Regions from separate parts of the Homo sapiens genome. Here region 2 is linked to region 1. Evidence: chromatin contacts called from ENCODE Hi-C or POLR2A ChIA-PET data. All regions are on one chromosome and are shown on one strand. The core of a region is the stretch at or near the end of the contact, and the rest is flanking DNA. Distances in the headings are between cores, read along the strand shown. Region 1 holds the start of MS4A7 (membrane spanning 4-domains A7). Region 2 overlaps MS4A4A (membrane spanning 4-domains A4A).

What was found. Hi-C counts contacts between places; a loop is a spot of excess contacts on that map. ChIA-PET counts read pairs that join two places held with the same protein, here RNA polymerase II (POLR2A). Pooled maps may share reads with other maps.
Region 2: a pooled map shows a loop between it and region 1 (2.8-fold over the local background). The contact joins the enhancer-like site here to the promoter of MS4A7 in region 1. A Hi-C loop is called at or near these places in 2 of 37 single-sample maps with no recorded cell type and 8 of 50 pooled maps. POLR2A ChIA-PET finds 5 or more read pairs at or near these places in 2 of 52 experiments (GM10248 and activated B cell).

Annotation. Positions count from the first base shown.
Region 1 is chr11:60,376,881-60,384,071 of GRCh38, forward strand. MS4A7 (membrane spanning 4-domains A7) reads left to right here and starts at 1,652. Exons shown (of 7, transcript NM_021201.5): 1 at 1,652-1,784; 2 at 6,249-6,408. The coding sequence starts at 6,262. RefSeq lists enhancers at 684-923, 1,604-1,653.
Region 2 is chr11:60,307,307-60,314,727 of GRCh38, forward strand. MS4A4A (membrane spanning 4-domains A4A) reads left to right here. Exons shown (of 7, transcript NM_148975.3): 7 at 801-1,664. The coding sequence ends at 872. Among named protein-coding and RNA genes, the nearest start is that of MS4A6E, 16 kb to the right of the region's middle. Within about 2 kb of position 3,450, at least 4 of the 41 ENCODE cell types and tissues checked have a DNase peak (open chromatin) inside an H3K27ac peak, as active enhancers do.

The DNA of each region.
Region 1 (7,191 bases), core at 402-2,901:
AATACACTTTTCTCTAAAGGGGGTGGGAGAAGATGTTGGACAAGAAATACCAGATTTTCTTAATGGTTCATTTATGTCAGGCTCTATGGTGGGGACTTTTATGTTATTTGACTTAATCCTCACAACAATTCTGAAAAATCTTTTTTCAAATTTTATGAGAAAGTGAACTGGATATTTAACTGATTTTCTCACGAATTCCTTCTGAGGCTCAGAAGTGTGAAAGAAGCCCAAATGACCAAGGTTCTTTAACAATTTGGTCAAAACAGGTCATAGACCCAGAGGAAGGTCTGGATCCTGGAAGTTTTCTTAAGCAAAGACAGTGCTTGTTGTGGATATGAAGATGTTGACTAAGCTGGGCACAGTGGCTCACACCTGTAATCCCAGCTTTGGGAGGCCAAGGCAGGTGGATCACCTGAGATCAGGAGTTCGAGACCAGCCTGACCAACATGGTGAAATCCTGTCTCTAGTAAAAATACAAAAATTAGACAGGCATGGTGGTGGGCACCCATAGTCCCAGCTACTGGGGAGGCTGAGGCAGGAGAATCACTTGAACCTGGGAGGTGGAGGTTACAGTGAGCTGAGACTGCACCATTGCACTCCAGCCTGAGCAACAAGAGCAAAAAACTCCATCTCAAAAAAAAAAAAAGATGTTGACCAAATGGCAGACTCTTGCCATGAAGCAAGCCCAGACCTCAGTGCCAAGAGATGTGAATTAGATTCCTGCCTCTTCCACAGACTAGACATGTGACTGGGGGCAGATTCCTTCAGCAATATCACCTCATTTGGAGAAGAACTGGACTAAAATACCCTCCAAGTAGTTTATGAGTTATTTAAATCTCCCAGGCTTAGGTTTGCTCCTCTCTTAGGGGATAGCCTTGCCACCCTTCAGGAAATGGAGACTGTATATGGAGCATGTTGTGCCGCCAGCTGCTGCATGTCCCAGAGCCATCTTAAACCCTACCCTTCTGAACAATGGCTAGTCTACAAGAAGCCTTAAAAGGGATGTGAAAGTGGCAACAGTGTCCCCTCAACAACAAATACTTCCCCAAATATGAGCTTGTGTGGAGCCTGATGACTCTGCCTCTGAGGCCAATCCACTGGCATCTTTCCCAAGATGTGCCTGGACTTCCCTGAGCATGAGGCCAAAGATGGAGAATGGAAACACCCAAAAGAAGTAACAAGGAGACACGGAATTTTCCACAGGTTGCTTTCAGCTTACCAAGAGCCTGGAAAGTGAGAGAATAGATTCTCCAAAATTCAAAACTAACATTACTATTATCAATATTTATTGTCTACTTTTTGTAAACTCTTTGCATCTTTTTTCTTTAATTCTCCCAACACCCACAGAGTGGAATTATTATTATCCATCCACCATTTATTTAATAGACAAGAAAACTCAGGCTAAGCAAAACTAGATGACTTAAATAATTCTATGTAGGAGTAGGGAAAATGAATTTTAACTGGGACCGTACAAATCACTAGTCTGCACAAAGGTCTTTTTCTCATGTGTCACTTCTATCTTGTGTCATTTTGCCAGACCTCAGAATTTAGAAAGAGGAAGCAGAGGCACTTTTTATATATCAACTGTCTGTAACTACAGCAAAATTCACATCCTGTGTAATCATAAATACTGCTCTAAGAAAGGGACAGGAAGTCTCAGAGGCTGGAGAGCAGAGCACCAAGATCGTTCTGGCAGGAACAGCCAGTGGGAGGTTCCAGCTGAGCGCTCCCCAGAGGTGAGCTGATCCCCAGCCACAGCACACAGGACCAGGCTGCGAGAACAGGTAGACACCTTGGTTTAGATCATGACTTTTGGGGAAGATTGTGTGCTTTTGAAAAGACAGCCAGGGAATTGGATTATCATCCTGTCTCTGATTCTGACCACCTGTGTGAGTTGGAGCGTCAGCTCAGTCCCCTTTTTGGGTCTCAGTTTACTCACTTGTCAAATAAGAAAATTGGGTAAAACCATTCTTAGGTTTCCCTCATTGAGGTGATTTTCCTCAATGTTCTGCATTCTCCTGGTGTGTCACTCAGTCTTACAGAGTCTACTCTCAACAAATACTGTGCAATTAGACTGAATCTTGCATTAGAACCCCATGGTCCTACTCTAATTCTGTAATACAGAAAATTGCTGGGCAGAGCTGTTGACCTCCATGTCATGATTTATCTTCAAAGCACGGATTTTAGAGCTGTCTTGAAAGCTGTGGGTCCCTCCAGTCTATCTCCTCAAGGCGAATGTGGAAGGACAAAGCATCCTCTCAGACTGTGGTGTTTGGAGATGATAGCATCAGTCTGGAGACTTTTGTGAAACATAAAGAATCTTGGTTATATAGGATTCCTTCTAAAAGTAGCAACGTGTATCTAAATTCAAGTGTCATAGATTTAAATGTAATAATTCCACTTCCATACATCACTGTGAGATAATTAAATGCAGGAGGTATCACAAAAGTGCAAAGATGTTCATTATTGCATTGTTCATAGTGGCAAAAAGAAAAAATAGAAACCACCTAAATAGTCATGAACATGTGATTGATTAAATGAATCTAGAGACCTCCATTTATTTAAATATACCATTTGGCTTTTTGGTTGTAGTAAAATATGCTTAAAATAATTGTAGCCTTTTAACCATGTGTTTTTTTGTTGTTTTTTGTTTGTTTGTTTGTTTGTTTTTTAATTGAGAAAGAGTTTTGCTCAGTCACCCAGGCTAGAGTGCGTGATCTCGGCTTACTGCAACCACTGTCTTCCAGGTTCAAGCGATTCTCCCATCTCAGCCTCCTGAGTAGCTGGGATTACAGGCACTCACCATCATGCCTGGCTAATTTTTGTATTTTTTTAGTAGAGACGGGGTTTCACCATGTTGGCCACGCTGGTCTTGAATTCCTGACCTCAGGTGATCTGCCCGCCTCGGCCTCCCAAAGTGCTAGGATTACAGGCATGAGCCGCTGCACCCAGCCTTAACCATTTTTAGGTGTACAGTTCAGTGGCATTAAGCACATTCACACCATTGTGCAACCATCACCACCACCCAACTCCAGAACTTTCTTGTCTTCCCAAACTGGAACTCCGTGCCCATTAAACAATAGCTTTCCATTCCCCTCTCCCGCCAGCCCCTGGCAACCACCATTCTACTTTCAGTGAATTTGACTCTTCTAGGTGCCTCACATAAGTAGAATCATACAATATTTGTCCTTTTGTGACTGGATTATTTCACTTGCCATATTGTCTTCAAGGTTCATCCATGTTGTGCCATGTATCAGAATCTATCATTTGCTTTTAAATTTAGGCTTTTTATTATTTCTATTCATCGGTCAAAGATGTCTACAGAATAATGTTGAGTACAAAAAGAACAGTTATAAAATGGCATGGATAGAATGACTATTTCCGTAGAATTGTGAATGTCTGTGAACATATATAAAGAGGAGAGAGATAAAGTGACAGATGGGAAGAGAGAATGTAAAGAATATGTGCATAGGAAACAAGAGTGATCGGGTGGCAGTTGAAAGTTAAGGAGCTAATTTGTTTTCTTCTTCAAACTGTATTCCCTTGTAATGGTGGTACTTTATGCACTCTTTCAAACAGAACAAACAGTTAAGAAATAACAAAGGAAAATAAATGTTCATGGTATCAGATAGGCTATAGCCTGAAAGTATCAATTAAACTTTCGAGTCCTAGCTTCAGGCTGAGAATCAAGCATTTTCTGCAGTCCTTAGGTATGAGATTCGAAAAATAAAGAAAGGAACCCAGAACTCAGGAGGCTGGTGACGAAGACTAGTAGGAAGGAGTCTAGTTGGTATATTTGGGCTATTGAGCCACACAGAGCAAGGTAAAAGCCAAGTTTCTACAACATGAAAGCAAGTTGGGAAAAAGAAATCTTCAACCTATATTCCCTAAGATCAGCAATGTCCCTGGGAGAGGATATGGAACTGATGAGTGGCAGCCAATGCTTCAACAATAGGGGAGGAAGAATAGAGAGGATGAGAATCAGTTGTAGCTAGCCGGGCAAGAACAAACCTACAGGGATATAGAAGAGCTCTGGTGTTAGATGGCCTGTGCCCAAATCTTGCCTCCACTACCTGCTAGATAAGCAATCTTGCACAAGCTATTTCACCTCTCCAAGCCTCATTTTTCTTATCTTCAAAGTTCAGCACCCATCTCTGAGACTGCAGATTAAATGAGACTGTCACAAAGCTCTTAATAGAATGCCACATTCATAGTACGTGCCCAATCAATGTTAGCAATGATTATCATTTTATCATGAACTACTGTTTGATTCTGGAACCTAGAATTTCTCTAAGCCTGACACTTTTTCTCCTTCTCTGGCTTTAAAGATGTGCTGGAAGGCTCACCCTGACTCCACTGCAGGGATTCAGCTTCAACATTATTCCCCTCATAGGACATGTAACCTCACCCACACTTCTACCCAGATTTCAAAATTCCAAGAAATGAAAACTATCTCCTTAAACAAAGAGAACTTTAGGTTTAATAATTCTTCAGATAAAGTATCTCATGCCCGGAGAGCATGAGAAACTAGACTAAGGCACAGATCTAGGAGTAGAAATAAAATGGAGGTCCAAACATGGATCGACTATTATGGAACACCTGATAAAACTCAGAGAGTTACAACAAAAGACACTCACGTGTGTCATTCAAATCCTCACAAGAGTCCTTCAGGATAGTGTCATTATCCTTATTTTACAGATAAGGAAACTGGGGATGAATGAGGGAAAGTATCCTGCCTACGGCCAGCTCATCAATATCAGAACTGGGCTTCCAATGAATATTAGATAAAACTGATATGTTTTGGGAGTTTATCACATGCCTCCCCCTATGCTGAGTCCATTATATGTGTCATCTTATCCAACCTGTACCACAAACCTATGAAGTGGTGAAAATACCTTGCCCAGGGTGAGTTTAGCAGTAACTGGTGGATATGGGATCTGAACACACGACTGGACTCCAAGACATATGGTCAGATGTGCAACTAGATGCCTAGGCATTGGACTCCCATCCCAGTGCACTTTTCCATCTCCCTCACTAGGAAGAGATTCTAGGTGTCATTTCCAATTTTTACATGTTCTTCACTCCACCCAAGAGAGGCCAGAACCATTCCTAAAGCACCAACACATTGAGGCAAAATGTCAGGCAGCAGAGCTGTGGCACCTTTCAAGGATGACAAGCCTTTAACTAAACTCTGGCCTTCAGTAGGGAGAATGTTGAGCTGAAAACAAATCTGGGCAACATTTCAGGTGCTGAGCCTTGTTGCTGACACCACAGAGGCCCAGCAATGCTGCTGAGTTAGTGGTGGCAGACAACTTGCTCCTGGAATCTACAAGGGAACTGGAAATGTTAGGAAGGAAGAAAGGAAGGAAGAGGAAGAGGAGGAGAATTAACATGGCATAGAGAAAAAAATATCACAAGCGTCTGAGCCAGACAAGTCTCAATCCAGTCATGTAAACACAGGCTGTTAATATTTGCTACCATATATTGAACACATTCTAAGTGCCAGGCTAAGTACTTTATGTGACTATTTCATTCAATAAAAGTCACTTGAGCTTATTAGCCCCAGGTTTCTAATGTATAAAATTGATTTAATAACATGTAAGTTACAGGGTTGTTATAAGGATTAGAGCTGCAATGGTCTAATGCTTGGAATTCAGCAGGAGTTAAGTAAATGTTTACATTACTAATTACGAAGCCAATATAAGCAAGGAGGAAGATTCCGGATGGGACAGGCCATCTCGCTATAGGAAAGGAAAGTGGAACAGCATTCATCCTCAACATTTTTACGAAGACAAAATGAAGACTGGAGTAGAAGACTGATCAGTGCAGGTGTAGCATAAAAGTGTAATCCTGGAAGATGTGGTGTGAGAAGGTAGCACAAGTGAAGCAGAGATACAGGAGATAGGGAAGGGAAGCTGGAAGCAGAGGTCACTGGAGGGAGAGGGAGATGGACACATTCAGGGCTACAAAGCAAGTTCTATGTGATTTGCTCACCTCTCAATTGTGGGACCCCTCAAAATGTGTACAGTACTCTCCCAGTGACATGCTTCTTGACCACAATGGATGAACTGTGCCCAGCATGCCCACTTTCCAATGCTCCACTGATCCCCATGTTTTGTTTCTGAAGGACAACCAGCCTTGGAATAATGGCAAATACCTTCTTAAGTTCCTACAAAGTATGGTCCCTGGGAAGTTTATGTCTGTAAGTCAAACCTTGGGAAGTAACTGAGTTTTGATGCCTCTTCCAGCATCATCAGCATCATGCTATTACAATCCCAAACCATGGGGGTTTCTCACAGCTTTACACCAAAGGGCATCACTATCCCTCAAAGAGAGAAACCTGGACACATGTACCAAAACGAAGATTACCTGCAGAACGGGCTGCCAACAGAAACCACCGTTCTTGGGGTAAGTCCACCTCATTATAAGGGGAATACTGAGAAAATACTTTGTAAATGTATCTAGACTACAGATCTACAGTGGGTCTGGGAAACTCTTTCACTCTTTTCTGGCTGACTCCAGGCTAATGAGGACATGAAATGGAGCTTTAAGGGAAGACTCTTAAAGCTCTGCAGCAGTTTCTAGAAACTAAAACCACTAGATCTTTTTCACTAGCATGCTTCACAATTAACAGGTTAGTCTTTCTTATTTTATTTATTTATATATTTATTTATTTTGAGACAGAATCTCCCTCTGTCACCCAGCATGGAGTGCAGTGGCACGATCTCAGCTCACTGCAACCTCCGCCTCCTGGGTTCAAGTGATTCTTCTGCCTCAGCCTCCCGAGTAGCTGGGACTATGGGTGCACGCCACCACGCCCGGCTAATTTTTGTATTCTTAGTAGAGATGGGGTTTCACCATACTGGCCAGGCTGGTCTTGAACTCCTGACCTTGTGATCTGCCCGCCTTGGCCTCCCAAAGTGCTGGGATTACAGGCATGAGCCACTGTGCCCAGCCACAAATTAGTCTTTCTTATTTTGTCATTAGTACAGTAAAAATTTTCTATTTAACCATATGGATTTTACTCAATATGATTAAATTAACTTTGAGCTTATTTTTCAAATATTTTGAGATGAGACGATCAAGACTAATCTCATGACCCATTTTTCCCCGTTCATATGAGTAACTATAAGACATCCAAGTGTCCCAGATCATCATCCCTCATATCCAGAACTTTAATCTCCATGTGGT
Region 2 (7,421 bases), core at 2,200-4,699, 68 kb before region 1:
TTCCTCACAGAAGAGAGATTGACTATAGCACATTAACTCTAATAGTGGGTTTTTGCATTGTAAAACCTGAGAAGGGAGAGATTCTCAGCAATTACCAATGATTTTATAATTTCATTGAGTAAAGCTTTTTATTTTCATTGAGTGAAACGTTTGGACATGGAGGCAAACTCTTTCGTAAGTTTCATGTCATAATATTTAAGCTTGTGTTCCCTTCAGCTCTTAGCATAGGTGCTGGGGAATGTTGTTTTCTAATCTCCTGATGTGAATTCAGAAAAGCAGTGGTTTTGGGGCATATGATAGCTAGGTCTCTATCTCTTCCTGTTCTTCCACCAACCCTATGTCACACTGACTTTGTGGAAGAATAACCAGAACTCTTCTTAGTTTTGTGATGTGTGGGCCAGTGTGGTTTTTGCAATGTATTATTCATAACTAGCAAATCATGATTTGGGTATGTTGATGTCATCAGCATGAACAACCTGGTTTGGAAGAAGAGCCCCATATTTTTCATAACACCTTGGTTTACCCAACGTACTGTGCACTGTCATCCACACGTAATATTGATCCACTTGCGAGACCAGAGCAGTGGTCATCAGCAGCTCAGGTCAAGAGCTATCACTGAATGTTGTGTCCTAAATCAGGCCTGATCAAGAGAGTGACTGAGAAACCCCACATACTTGATCTTGAGAATGAATCAGAGAAGAAAAGAGTAAACTCTGATAATGATGACTTTATGTGGGCAGGAAAGGGGCACTCTGAGGTGATTTGGGTGACTCACCTTTGGCATTCTGATTGTTTCACAGGTTGTGTTAATTCTGCCATCACATTCTCACATGGCAGAAACAGCATCTCCCACACCACTTAATGAGGTTTGAGGCCACCAAAAGATCAACAGACAAATGCTCCAGAAATCTATGCTGACTGTGACACAAGAGCCTCACATGAGAAATTACCAGTATCCAACTTCGATACTGATAGACTTGTTGATATTATTATTATATGTAATCCAATTATGAACTGTGTGTGTATAGAGAGATAATAAATTCAAAATTATGTTCTCATTTTTTTCCCTGGAACTCAATAACTCATTTCACTGGCTCTTTATCGAGAGTACTAGAAGTTAAATTAATAAATAATGCATTTAATGAGGCAACAGCACTTGAAAGTTTTTCATTCATCATAAGAACTTTATATAAAGGCATTACATTGGCAAATAAGGTTTGGAAGCAGAAGAGCAAAAAAAAGATATTGTTAAAATGAGGCCTCCATGCAAAACACATACTTCCCTCCCATTTATTTAACTTTTTTTTTCTCCTACCTATGGGGACCAAAGTGCTTTTTCCTTCAGGAAGTGGAGATGCATGGCCATCTCCCCCTCCCTTTTTCCTTCTCCTGCTTTTCTTTCCCCATAGAAAGTACCTTGAAGTAGCACAGCCCGTCCTTGCATGTGCACGAGCTATCATTTGAGTAAAAGTATACATGGAGTAAAAATCATATTAAGCATCAGATTCAACTTATATTTTCTATTTCATCTTCTTCCTTTCCCTTCTCCCACCTTCTACTGGGCATAATTATATCTTAATCATATATGGAAATGTGCAACATATGGTATTTGTTAAATACGTTTGTTTTTATTGCAGAGCAAAAATAAATCAAATTAGAAGCAATACTTTCATGTGCTACCTACTTCCTTTTCAGATGCAATATGGTGGAAAGAGACTAAGCGTTGATGTCAAAAATACAGTATGGTGGTAAATAATGTGGGTTTTCTAAACAGACAACCCTGGGTTTTCATCTTGCTATCCCATCTTTGTTGTTTACTACTTATGTAGCTATGAAGATGCCACAAAATTTCTCTGTGCTTCATATTTCTTTTTAGGAAGGTAGTAATAATATTGTCTGGCCCATACACCTATGATAATTACTTGGTATAACAAAGGTAGAAAAACCAGGACTCTGACTGGTACATATGGAGCCACGAAAGTTTTAATTAATATATATACATGTATATATGTAAATAGATATGTATTAGATATATATATCAATTTATCATTTTATTCAGCATATATCTGTAAAGTATCTGTAATGAGGCAGACATTGTTTTAAGCATATAAGAAAATAGTGGTAAGAGAGATAATATCTTATATATATAAGATAATAGTGGTGAATAAGAGAGAGAACATCCTTCCTCTCTTGTAGGTTAAAACTTTTATGGGACAGGACATAGATTAACATATAAACAATCAAAACCTTTTTATATGTTGTTAGAAGCTAACTGGAAGAATTAATGTGCTAGAGAGTGGCTGCTGTAGTGGTGGTGAGAGATGAGTCATTAGAATGTACCCAGGAAAGTTTTTTTTTTGAGGAAGTGATATTTTCATTATGATAAGATAAAAATTATTGAATTTGCACGGATATTCGTATTTTCCAATTCAGTATATAGTATTTCTAGATTTCTCATTCTGCCCTACACTCACATATCTATTGTATCCACCTTTCTCCATGCACGCTTTTCATGGGAATGTAAGTCCCTCCTTCTATCAGTGCTAACCTGTCTACTTTCTCCAGCTCCAGGGATGGATAAGGTGTGGTAAAAGTCAGTTAAGACATTCTATCTTCTTGGTTGAAAGTTGGAAGGTAATTAGCAAGAACCACCAAATAGAACTTAATACTATTGCTTTTCTTTCTTTTTTTTTTTGAATTTTTTTTTTTTTTTTTTTTGAGACGGAGTCTCGCTCTGTCGCCCAGGCTGGAGTGCAGTGGCGCTATGTCGGCTCACTGCAAGCTCTGCCTCCCCGGTTCACGCCATTCTCCTGCCTCAGCCTCCCGAGTAGCTGGGACTGTATACAAGCGCCCGCCACCGCGCCCGGCTAATTTTTTATATTTTTAGTAGAGACGGGGTTTCACCGTGTTAGCCAGGATGGTGTCTCGATCTCCTGACCTCGTGATCCGCCCGCCTCGGCCTCCCAAAGTGCTGGGATTACAGGCGTGAGCCCCCGCGCCCGGCCAACTGTTAATATTTTACCATGTCATAAAGAGATATTGGTCTATGTATGTACCTAATTCCAATCTTTTAATTATTGTGTATGTACTGATATCCTACTTGTTTTATTTCTTCAATATTGTATTAATACTTGGCAGATTTTGTACTCGGCATTTATTCCCCATTTGTTCTGATAATGATGGCCTGATTTCCTCCAAAAAATCACCATTATCTAACTCTTAATTTATGTACAAGGGTGGAGCTCACCCAACCCCCAATTTCAGGAGTTGACCTGTGTCCTACATCTGGGAAGTGGCAGAATTACATCAACTCAGCTAGAGTGAAGTTCTTTGGTAGCCTTGTGACCTAGGAAAAAACAATTGTGTGAATGACTGACACATTTCCAATCAAAATTAATCTCATCATTTTCACTTCACTGACCAAGAAATGGTCTCCCCATCTTTCCTCTTTCCTGTTGGGTTTGGAGCTGTGAGGACGTAAGTTTGCTGCCATCAGCAGCCCCGTGACAGACAGATGCTCACAGACAAAAGCAGAACTGAGAAGTTCCAAGTGAACGATCAGACCCTAATGTAATTCTTTTGAGTCTCCAAGTCAAGTTTTACCCGGAGTTGGCCCAACCCCTGGGGTTTTAAATATATAAAGACAAGGAAAGAGATTTATTCAGATAGTGCAATAACTGGGCAAAATCCTTCAACGGCTTCCTCTCTAATTCAGAATAAAAGCCAAAGCTCATATAAATCCTACATAGTCCTTACATCACGTGATTCTTTGTTGTTTCTTGGATTTTTAAAATATCCTGACTTATATCCTGATATATTGCTTTGAGATTGTTTAAAATGGTAAGAGAGTGCCTTCTCTTGGTGATAATTAGTGCATACATAATTTTTTTAACACTTACATAAGCAACCTAAGATTAGTGCATTTTTAGTTGTAAAAAGTTCATGCAAATATTTTGTGCTATTAGTGCAAGATATTATGATTCCAACTTTTAGACAAGACTACCTGCACTTGTTTCATGTCATGTGATTTGAAATTTATTCTTCATTTGGTTATTCTTGGTTTTATCTATATGTGATTAGAAAGCAGTAGGAAAATGTCCATGAGACTTTGTCTCCTTTTGCTACTTTTACAATAAAAATAATTATTGTTTCATAGGTTTTTGTTTTTTTTTTTGAGAGAGGGTCTGGCTCTGTTGCACAGGCTGGAGTGCATTAGAACCTCTGCCTCCTGGACTTAAGCCATCCTCCCACCTCAGCCTCCTAAGTAAATGGGACTACAGGTGTGCACCACCACACCCAGCTACTTTTTCTATTTTTTGTAGAGACAGTGTTTCACCATGTTGCCCAGTTTGATTCCCTGTCTGCTTAATGATTGCAAGAGGCTCCCCTGCTGGGTTGAAGTTGGGCCAAGAATTGCCTTAGTAGTGGTTGATACGGTTGGGATGGTATGGTTAAAGTTGAACTCATCATTGAGGGAAGCATCTTGGGACCGCACTTCGCCTTGTAAATAATTGGAAAAAAAAAGTTATAAGGTCTTGAGTATATAAAGTGATATTATTGATAACTTCTAACTATAAGTAGTCCAAGCTCTTCAGGTAGATGCAAGATATCTGTGACTAAAAATGATTTTTTTAAAAAATTTGAATCCAGTATTTTTGGGTTTTTTTTTTGTCTTAGACTCACTGAGGCAAAATGAAGGCTTCACGCTAAGTTAAATTTGTGTTATCAAATATTTCTGTCCCCTTTCTCCTCTAAAATCTAATTTCTCTTCTCTACCAGTCCTAAATATCAAAGATTATAAGAAAAGTAAGGATAATTAAAGATTAAAGAATATTGAGGCTTGTGTATTTTTTCAGTCAATGATAAAGAAACGGGCGATCAATAATAAGCAACTGGTAAGTGTACTATAATCAGCATTGCTACAAAAACTGCTATCTATTGAGAAAACATGCATCCAACTATTAAAAGTAATTTATATTTATAAAATCAAATTAAACCCACTCGTAAATGTAAGAGAAGTCTCAAAGGGCTCATTGTTATAACAGTTATAATAGGTATTTTTACATTTGAGGTTGTAAAATGATAATACTGTATGCAAAGTTAGAGGCAAATCAACAGTTCTAACAGTGATGTGTTACACTTACATTACTCAGTAAATTGGATTATAGAGCATGGAACAATTTGGGGAAGAATCATCTCGGGTGTTCCCACTGACCATTAGAAATCTGTAGTTTATCTTAAATTAACTATTTTTAAAATTTGCCATTTTCCACAACTCTTACTTTTCCTGATTCTGAGTCCTGATCCCATAAACTTGCAATACTCTATGGAAAGGATTTCAAGAGAGACATACTTTTATCTTTAATAAAAACATGAATTAAACCAGAAGGAAGGAAATAAAGAGTTGAAGCCCACTGCTGTGGCTGCTGAAGTAATAGATGCATTTTATCTTAATACTTGACTAGAAATTTCCTGTATCTTCATTTTGTATCTTATTATGAATCTTCATCATTAAAATGTATGATAGCTTTATGGTAGGTCTTGAAATCAGGTAGCATATGTCTCATATTATTTTTCTTCATTAACAAAATTGATTTAGTCAAAGTCTTTAATTATTTCATGTACATTTTGGAATTACTTCGTCAACTTTATGCAATCCAAAAAGACCTTCTTGGATTTTGATTAAGAAGGTATTGAGTCTATAGGTCTATAAGGGAAAATTGCCAACTTAACAATATTGAGTTTTCTAATCCATTAACAGAATATACCTTTTCCTTTATTTATTTATTATTTTTATTTATTTATATTTTTTTGAGATGGAGTCTCGCTCTGTCACCCAGGCTGTAGCGCAATGGTGTAATCTTGGCTTACTACAACCCCTACACCTCCTGGGTTCAAGTGATTCTCTCACCTCAGCCTCCAGGTACCTGGGATTACAGGCACACGCCACCACGCTAGGCTAATTTTTTGCATTCTTTTAGTAGAGATGGGGTTTCACCATGTTAACCAGGCTAGTCTTGAACTCCGTAAATGCACAGCTTAGTGTTAGAAAACAAATTTAGAATACTTCCCTGCAGATTTCTGGACCTCTGTCTCTGCATAGCTATCCCCTTTATGGTTCTCTTCTCACTAATTATAGCTGTCTCACTGCCCTCAAATTCTGGTTTTTGTCTTCTGAATTTGGCAATATCAGAATGGATCCCTCTCCCTGACCATGGTCTGGAAAGTTTCTTCATGCAGAAAACCAGAGCAATTATTATATTCACATTTGTTTTCATTTTTTCAGTGTTGAAAGTCCGGCACTGTTTCCCAATGTCTGGAAGCAGTTGTGCTTAATTTTTTTCCGGTTTTATTTATGATATAAAAAAATTTTTGAGACAAGCTCTAACTCTAACACCCAGGTTTGAGTGCAATGGTGCAATCATAGCTCACTGCAGCCTCAAAATACTGAGCTCAAGGGATTCTCCAACTTCAGCCTCCCAAAGTGCTGGGATCAAAGGTATGGGCCACTGTGACCAGCGCAGTTTTCTAACTGACCAGAGTGGAAGATTAAGTCTGGTTCTATCATAATTGGAAGAGCTGAGTTTCAACTTTAAAAAGATGATCATAGGCTGGGCATGGTGGCTCACGCCTGTAATTCCAGCACTTTGGGAAGTCGAGGGGGGCGGATCACTTCAGGTCAGGAGTTCAAGACCAGCCTGACCAACATGGTGAAACCTCGTCTCTACTAAAAAATACAAAACTTAGTTGAGCATGGTGGTGCGCGCCTGTAATCCCAGCTACTTGGGAGGCTTGGCAGGAGAATTGCTTGAACCCGGGAGGAGGAGGTTGTAGCGAGCCAAGATTATGCCACTGCATTCCAGCCTGGGCCACAGAGTGAGACTCCATCTCAAAAAAAAAGCTCATGAACACAGATGTTAGCATTTTTATTTCATTTGTTTATATTTAAAATCGATTTAAGCATGTCAACATATGTAACTTAATAAAATTAATACTTATAATTTAAAATATTCAAGCAGAAAATTGAAGTATTGTCCTTTTCATATGCTGATATTTTAGTCACCTTAATTGGGTTTCATAAGAAGCAACTATTAAAAGACACTAGCATGTTGCAATTATTTTTTATTTAAATTAATTTGTGTTATTTTGCAATGTTTTATATAGTAATATCCAGACAGTTTTAATATACACTCAAAAGTTTTGTTTTCACACAACATAAATATAGGAAACACAATGAGACAAAGCTATACAAATTCCAGGGAAAATATTTAAATCTTTGAATTTATTAAAATATGTCTCTCAGTTTGAATTTTGAGTTTACTGTAGGAAAACACAGAAATGATGTGTAAAGTAACTTCCTTTTGATTGCCTGGTGGATAGAAAAACAAAAAACAACTAAATTTGAGATATGGTTTGAACAG